Linked DNA regions of Homo sapiens: region 1 is linked to region 2. The links are chromatin contacts, found by Hi-C in ENCODE. All regions are on one chromosome and are shown on one strand. Each heading gives the region's core, a stretch centred on a gene start or an enhancer-like site at or near the end of the contact. The rest is flanking DNA. Distances are from core to core; before and after follow the strand shown.

Evidence for each region. Hi-C counts contacts between places; a loop is a spot of excess contacts on that map. Pooled maps may share reads with other maps.
Region 1: a map of Right ventricle myocardium superior shows a loop between it and region 2 (4-fold over the local background). The contact joins two enhancer-like sites. A Hi-C loop is called at or near these places in 4 of 168 maps with a recorded cell type or tissue (Calu3, Right ventricle myocardium superior, esophagus muscularis mucosa and 1 more) and 7 of 50 pooled maps.

The regions. Positions count from the first base shown.
Region 1 is chr1:68,345,603-68,349,435 of GRCh38, reverse strand. No RefSeq gene overlaps it. Among named protein-coding and RNA genes, the nearest start is that of RPE65, 100 kb to the left of the region's middle. Within about 2 kb of position 1,860, at least 3 of the 41 ENCODE cell types and tissues checked have a DNase peak (open chromatin) inside an H3K27ac peak, as active enhancers do.
Region 2 is chr1:67,787,298-67,790,992 of GRCh38, reverse strand. All of the region lies in intron 1 of GNG12 (G protein subunit gamma 12), which reads left to right. Among named protein-coding and RNA genes, the nearest start is that of GNG12-AS1, 43 kb to the left of the region's middle. Within about 2 kb of position 1,295, at least 3 of the 41 ENCODE cell types and tissues checked have a DNase peak (open chromatin) inside an H3K27ac peak, as active enhancers do.

The sequences.
Region 1 (3,833 bases), core at 611-3,110, 560 kb before region 2:
TCCGGGCAGAAGAATCAACTTATGCAGTGGCCCTCAGTGACTTTAGAGTGTAGACTTTAGTGTCACTGAGATGAAGGAGATGGGTGAGAGTCAAACTTTCTTAGGAGTTTTCATTATTCTAAGAGTAACTTTGGGGTTTTAATAGGAGGACTGGAATAAAGGGACATTATATGGTCAGATTTGTACTTTGAAAAAAATCCCTCTGGATGAAGAATGGAAAACAGATGGGAGAATGGATGAGGAGCTCAGAGAAGGTTAGGTGTAATATTATTTTAGTAGTAGTAGCAGTTCAAGTGAGAGATGTGGCTATCTTGAACTAGAGTGTGGATATGGAATAAAAATTAGATCATTTCAAAATATGATTAAATGACAAAATATCCAAAATTCAGTGGTGAATTAGATATGGAAACTGAAAAATTAAGGTGTCAAGATAACTCCTAAATTTCTAGTTGGCACAACTGGATGGATGATAATTGCAATCACTAAAATAATAAATACCAAGAGAGAATCAAGTTGGAACAAGGCTATAAGTTCAGAATTGAACAGTTTACCAGTTAGGAATCTTTTAGTTGAAAGTGATTAAAAAGCCCAACTCAATCTAGCTTAAACAAAGAAGGGAAGTTATTGGCTAATGTAATTGTAAAATATACAAAAAGGGCTGACTTCAGCAGTGGCCTCATTCTGGAATAAAATGATGCCTCCAGGAGCCATTCCTTAGTTCTGTGTCCAGAGTTGGTTCCTGTTGGTGGGTTCATGGTCTCACTGACTTCAAGAATGAAGTTGCGGACCTTCACGGTGAGTGTTACAGCTCTTAAAGATGACACAGACCCAAAGAGTGAGCAGCAGCAAGATTTATTGTGAAGAGCGAAAGAACAAAGCTTCTACAGCATGGAAGGGGACCCGAACAGGTTGTTGCTGCTGGCTGGGGTGACCAGCTTTTATTCCCTTATTGGCCCCGCCCATGTTCCATTTCTGTCCTATCAGAGTGCCCTTTTTTCAATACTCCCTGCATTTGGCTACTTTTAGGATCTTGCTGATCGGTGCATTTTACAGAGTGTTGATTGGTGCATTTTACAGAGTGCTGATTGTTGCATTTTACAATCCTCTTGCTAGCTACAGAGCACGGATTGGTGCATTTTACAATCCTCTTGCTAGCTACAGAACACTGTTTGGTATGTTTTTACAGAGCGCTGATTGATGCATTTTACAATCCCCTTGCGAGCTACAGAGTGCTGATTGGTGCATTTTACAATTCTAGCTACAGAGTGCTGATTGGTGCGTTTTACAATCCTCTTGTAAGACAGGAATGTTCTCCAAGTTACCAACCCAAATGTCCATCAATGATACACTGGATTAACAAAATGTAGCACATATACACCATGGAATACTATGCAGCCATAAAAAAGGATGAGTTCATGTCCTTTGTAGGGACATGGATGTAGCTGGAAATCATCATTCTGAGCAAACTATCACAAGGACAAAACTAAACACCGCATGTTCTCACTCATAGGTGGGAATTGAACAATGAGAACACTTGGACACAGGGTGGGGAACATCACACACCGGGGCCTGTTGTGGGGTGGGGGGAGGGGGAAGGGATAGCATTAGGAGATATACCTAATGTAAATGACGAGTTAATAGGTGCAGCACACCAACATGGCACATGTATACATATGTAACAAATCTGCACATTGTGCACATGTACTCTAGAACTTAAAGTATAATAATAATAATTTTTTTAAAAGTTCTCCAAGTCCCCACTTGGCCCAGGAAGTCCAGCTGGCTTCACTTCTCAGTTCTACTTCCTCTATGTTGGTTGCATTCTCAGACTTTGCAAGGTGGCTTCCGGTGGCAGCAGGCTCACATCATCACAAGAACTAGTTCAGTGAAAGAGGAAAGTCTCTTCTCAAAATGTCAAACAAAAAAATGCAAAACCAAATATCCTCAGCATTTATAGTCTCAATTTGGGTATATGCTCAATCCTGAACTATTCACTGTGGTGATGAAATATGCTAATTATACCCCGGACCCTGAACTTAAGGCATTTTCAAAAAGAAGTTTATGGATGAGGGCTGGGCGCAGTGGCTCACACCTGTAATCCCAGCACTTTGGGAGGTTAAGGCAGGCGGATCACGAGGTCAGGAGTTCGAGACCAGCCTGGCCAACATGGTGAAATCCCGTCTCTACTAAAAATATATATATACAAAAATTAGCCGGGCGCAGTGGCAGGCACCTGTAATCCCAGTTACTCGGGAGGCTGAGGCAGGAGAAGTGCTTGAGCCCGAGAGCAGGAGGTTGCAGTGAGCCGAGACCACACCATTGCACTCCAGCCTGGGTGACAGAGCGAGACCCTGTCTAAAAAAAAAAAAAAAAAAAAAAAAAAAAAAAAAAAAAGAAAAAGAAAAAAAAAAGTTTATGGATGAAAGTGGAGGAGGATTACATATCCCAACAAAGAATCAGCTACCATTGCCACAAAAAGGATAAATGGATATTGGGCAGCAAAAACAACATAAAATTATCTCTTACAGCTGAACACAATTTCTGAGATTAACAACAGGCTCAATGTGGTGGACATTTAAGAAGATGAAATCCTCATTGATAAAGATGGGGTACTTGAAATGAGCTCCGAGCACTGGCAGAGGTCAAGACTATGGGCTACCAGTAACAACCTGCTTGACACAAAAACACAGACTGCATGGGGCAAAAGCAACATCAGACACATTCAAGAAAATCTGTTTTCTCATGAAGGTTCTCTGGAAAGTCCAACAGATGAATTGCTATAAAACAATCAGAATTGATTTTTTTTTTTTACTTATATTTCATTCACATTACATGATGTGGATTGAGTTAGTCTTAGTTTTTTCATTGTGTTACGGACTCCTCCAGGTATTAATAGAGATATGTAATGACTCTGGCATCTATATGCAGCCTTCTTTATCTCCTGGTGTTTTAGCCAGACCTATTTCTGCCTGAGAAGACTTAATGGTACACAAGAAACCTTTTGGGGGCTCTCGGTATGAATGAAAGTGAAAAATAAATTCCACTAGGGGGTGCTAAGCCTCAAAATAAAAACACAAAACAAGTATCTTTGATTTTCCCATACCTTTCAACAATCATTGAACAACTGTCTTAATCTGGATTCTCCAGAAAGCAGTGCCTGAGACAAAGTTTACGTGCTACTACTTTATTATAGGATGCAATCCCAGGAAGCAAGAGTGAGGGAAAAGGAGAGTGAGGCAGGGGAAATGTAAGAGCTGATACAAGAATACATATTACTGAGCTGGTCATCTCTTGGTATTAAAAACTACTGATTCCTTGATCTTACAGTGCCTTTCACCAACAGGCCATGTAAAAAACTGCTTCATAGAACAGTCCATCCAGACTGGCTCAGTCTTCACCCAGGAAGATATAAATTCCTCTCATATGATTAAGTTGCACATATATTGACACTAAGCATGTCCTTGAGGTCTCACACCTCAGTCTCTACAGAACAGAAGGTGAAACATATGCAGAGAGGACATAAGGCAAAGAGATGTCAGGTTGTTCTCCGGTGGAACTGATCCCACTTCATGCACAGCAGGTTGCTCCACAGCTGGGGCTGGAACAAGAGGCCAAAGACCTCAAAGATAGGTGAGAAGCACCCAAAAGGTGTTTAATACAATAAGAAATGCTCCAAATATATAATGCACAATTAAGAGGGAAGCAAAAGCCTTGCCAAAGATATCATGCCATGAAAACAGCAGTTGGAGGATGTTTGTGCTTTGACTCTAAACATTAATTATCACTTCTCATTTAACAAGACAACTAGTTGTAGGTTTCTTTTGTATTTCCTA
Region 2 (3,695 bases), core at 46-2,545:
TATGAAAAATCTAGGGCGCTTCAAGTAAAGAAATAATCCTTGTGGGAAGGAAAACAAATACATATAGGAATAAAGTATGGGCTGGGCATGGTGCCTCACACCTGTAATCCCAGCACTTTGAGAGGCCAAGGCGGGTAGATCACGAGGTCAGGAGTTGGAGATCAGCCTGACAAACATGGTGAAACCTTGTCTCTACTAAAAATACAAAAATTAGCCAGACGTGGTGGTGGCGGCACACGCCTGTAATCCCAGCTACTCAGGAGGCTGAGGCAGGAGAATTGCTTGAACCCGGGAGGCAGAGGTTACAGAGAGCCGAGATAGTGCCACTGCATTCCAGCCTGAGCAACAGAGCGAGATTCCATCTCAAAAAAAAAAAAAAAAAGGAATAAACTATGGCCTATGCAGTCAGGGGACCTTACGATCAAGTTGTCGATGCAGATACATAAATACATCACCAACAGGGGATCTGAGGAAAAGGGATAGGCACAGAAGTGGCTGATTTGACAGATAGAACGTTATTGAATGCCCTGAGCTGCCTTTAAATCTCCCTGCTGTGGTATAGTGGATGACAGATTTTTTTTCTTGGCTCTGGGTTTTTTTGGCTAGTACAATGATTATATGCTTGTATATTTCCCTAAACGCTGGGCAGCAGATTGTTTGTGTAGTTCAGAATGTATGTAAAAATGTATGTAAAATGGAAAGATCTGTAAGGATGCCTGGTGGAGGCGGGGGTGCAAACTAATATTACAATAGAGGCAGCAAAGGTGGCTTTACCCAGGAAGCAGGTGGTAGGTATAAGAACAGGTGGGTTGTACTGGATATGCTGGTTTTCTTCAGAATTGTCTTCCTGTTGAGTTGTGGCTTTGAGTGGACTGTGTTGAACACATTTGAGTGTTTTGTTTTTGTTTTTTAATAAGCTGTTGATCTCTTGATGATACAGGAAAAGATGAGCAAGTCCTTAGAATCTGTATATCTTACTTCTTTGGTTTTCGATGACAGAAAAATTTCTTTGCTAATCCATATTTTGGTAGCTAGAGTTTAAGACTAAACTATTCTGCGGAGTCAAAGCCCCAAAACTAGCATGGGATACTTTATAGCACACCCACCTCACACATCTGTGAATGTGCAGGTCTTGGAGGGAGGCTCACAGCCTCACCTGAGGAGCACTTCTCATTTTCTTCCTCTGAGTCCAAGGCCTGGGGAAGTGCGCTCATCTACACCAAAGGTCTGGCAGAGTGGAAACAAACCCTTCCGGCTCTTGTTTTTCTGATCCAGGCTCAGGGCAGTGCCCTTGGCTGCATCCTGCCCGATTGTGCCGCCTGACTCTGTAGCAGACATAACCTGAATATGTCTGCTGTGATTCTATCTATGTCTGATGCAAAGGTGTCGGCAAAAAGAGTAATAGCTTTAGAGAACTAAGCCTCATGGGCAAAATGTTTATTGTCAACATATAGCAAAATCTCAGTTACCTTGACTACTCCAATAAAACCGGAACTTTTAGAGGAATCATAGTTATATCATCAGTAAAAAATACTGCTAAATTTTACTCTTAATTTTTTTTTAGTTTTCTAAGGCTAATGAAAAGTGTTTTTAATATAGTTCCATTCAAATACAATTAGATGTTAGAAATATCTTTTCATCGAAAGCTAACCAAAAATGTGTTAGAAATCATTGTTTTTTTCTGAAAAAGATTCTAAGGCACATGTCCTCATCCATTCCTATGTCAGGATTCTCACCAAAGAGCATTAGCCTGGATGACGTTTCCTGAGCTTCCTGGGGGGATGCCTTTTGAATCGGGACTTAATAGCGGGCCCTTGGTCTTACCATTGAAGTCTTTCTGCATCTTCTGCAGACCGAAGGCCATGTCGCCTATTTTATTCATTACCACCCTTGTAAGGAAAGGACTGCTCTTGAAGAGCTTTTCCTTCCTTTTATTGGACAAGAACTGTGTGCCTCAGCTCTGAGCTCCCGCTGCTTTAGTCAACAGCACTGTAGCAAAAGCACAAGTATAGCCTTTATCTCATTCACTGTCCTCATCATTTTCTTTTTCGTAGTTCTGTATGGTCCCACCATCATTCATTCTATAAAGATTTGTCAGCCACTCTCTGCCTGTCAGATATTGCCACAAAGTAATATCCTTTTGTGACTGTATTTATTGGAAACTATAGTGCATTCTTGTTGTCTTCTAAACCTTCTTAAATCTGTCGAACAGTAAGAATGTAAGCCATTGCAATAAGTAAGGCATGGTAGAATTCCTAGTTAACAAAGATACATGAAAATGTGTATACTACTCTTCGTGTGTAAGTAAACTAATTTATTTTAGGAAGATTTTCAATGTCAAAAGTTAAAGCTGGCCAGGCACAGTGGTTCATGCCTTAAATCCTTATGCTTCGGGAGGCCAAGGCAGAAGAATGGCTTGAGGCCAGGAGATTAAGACCAGCCTGGAAAACGTAGCAAGACACTATCTCCTTAAAAAAAAAAAAATACAAAAACTAGCTGGGTGTGGTGAAGTGCCCCTGTAGTCCCAGCTACCAGGGAAACTCAAGAGGATTGTGTGAGCCCAGGAGGTAGGGGCTGCAGGGAACTGTGACCTGATCGCACCACTATACTCCAGCCTGAGTGACAGAATCAGACACTGTCTCAAAACAAAACAAAACAAAACAAATCAAAAAAGTTAAAGCTGAAAGATATTTGGTTAACTTTCAGTTAACAACAACAACAACTAATTTCAGACCACTCTTCTGGCTAGTTGCTGTGAAGTATGCAATTATTTGACGTTAGCACACAGATAGTAATCACTAAGCCCTCAGCTAGGCTTTTGCTTTGCAAATATTATTCAGTGTAAATTATGGCAAATTATATAGGAGCCTTTGAGAAGCCACTAAGCTATTCCAAAAGGTTCCGTGGTTCAAAGGATTCAAGTTAGCTTGGGGAGGTCAGTCACATGTAACTTTGCACCAGTTCCTATACAAAAACCTGTGTCATAAATCCCATTGCCCACTTCATGTGCCTCACAAACTCTGAGTAGGCTGACCAACCATCTTGGCTTGCATGGCACTGAGGGGATTCCTGGGACATGAGACTTTCAGTACAAAAACTGGGAAGTCCCAGGCAAAGCAAGATGAGTTGGTTTTTCCTAGTCAGAAGCTGGATCAATCAATAGAAAGGAATATTGATAAATACTGTCTTCTAAAAACAGCAACTTACCTGTAAAATGGAAATAATTCTGCCGTCCTCTTAGGGTTGTGAATAAGGCCTGCTCACTCTTCCTTTCTGTTGGGTTGGGTAGCTGGCTATTGGTTTTTCCTGTGAATTGGAAACCAGCATTGACTCTGATGAGGTTGTAGCCATGGTACAATTTATCTTCTTGCCCTCTCTCTAGAGGTCTATTACCTAAAAGGGCCTTGGCTGTCCCCCCTGTCAGTGCTCTTTCTGATGTGAAGATGCTAGAGATTCTGGGTCATTTCCGTTGGTCCTGTGGTTTTCACTACAGTTACCTCCTTTAGGTTTTGCCTGACTATTGCCTATTTGTTAATAAGGACTCCACTTGAGAACTCTTTGCTTGACTATTGCCTGTTAGTTTAATAGGACTCCACTAGAGAACTCTTTGCCCCAGTGCACCAAGCTCTTTGCATCCTTAGGGACTCACTTCCTCTCAGGCCTTGGCACAAGCTGTTCCCTCTACCTTACTTGTA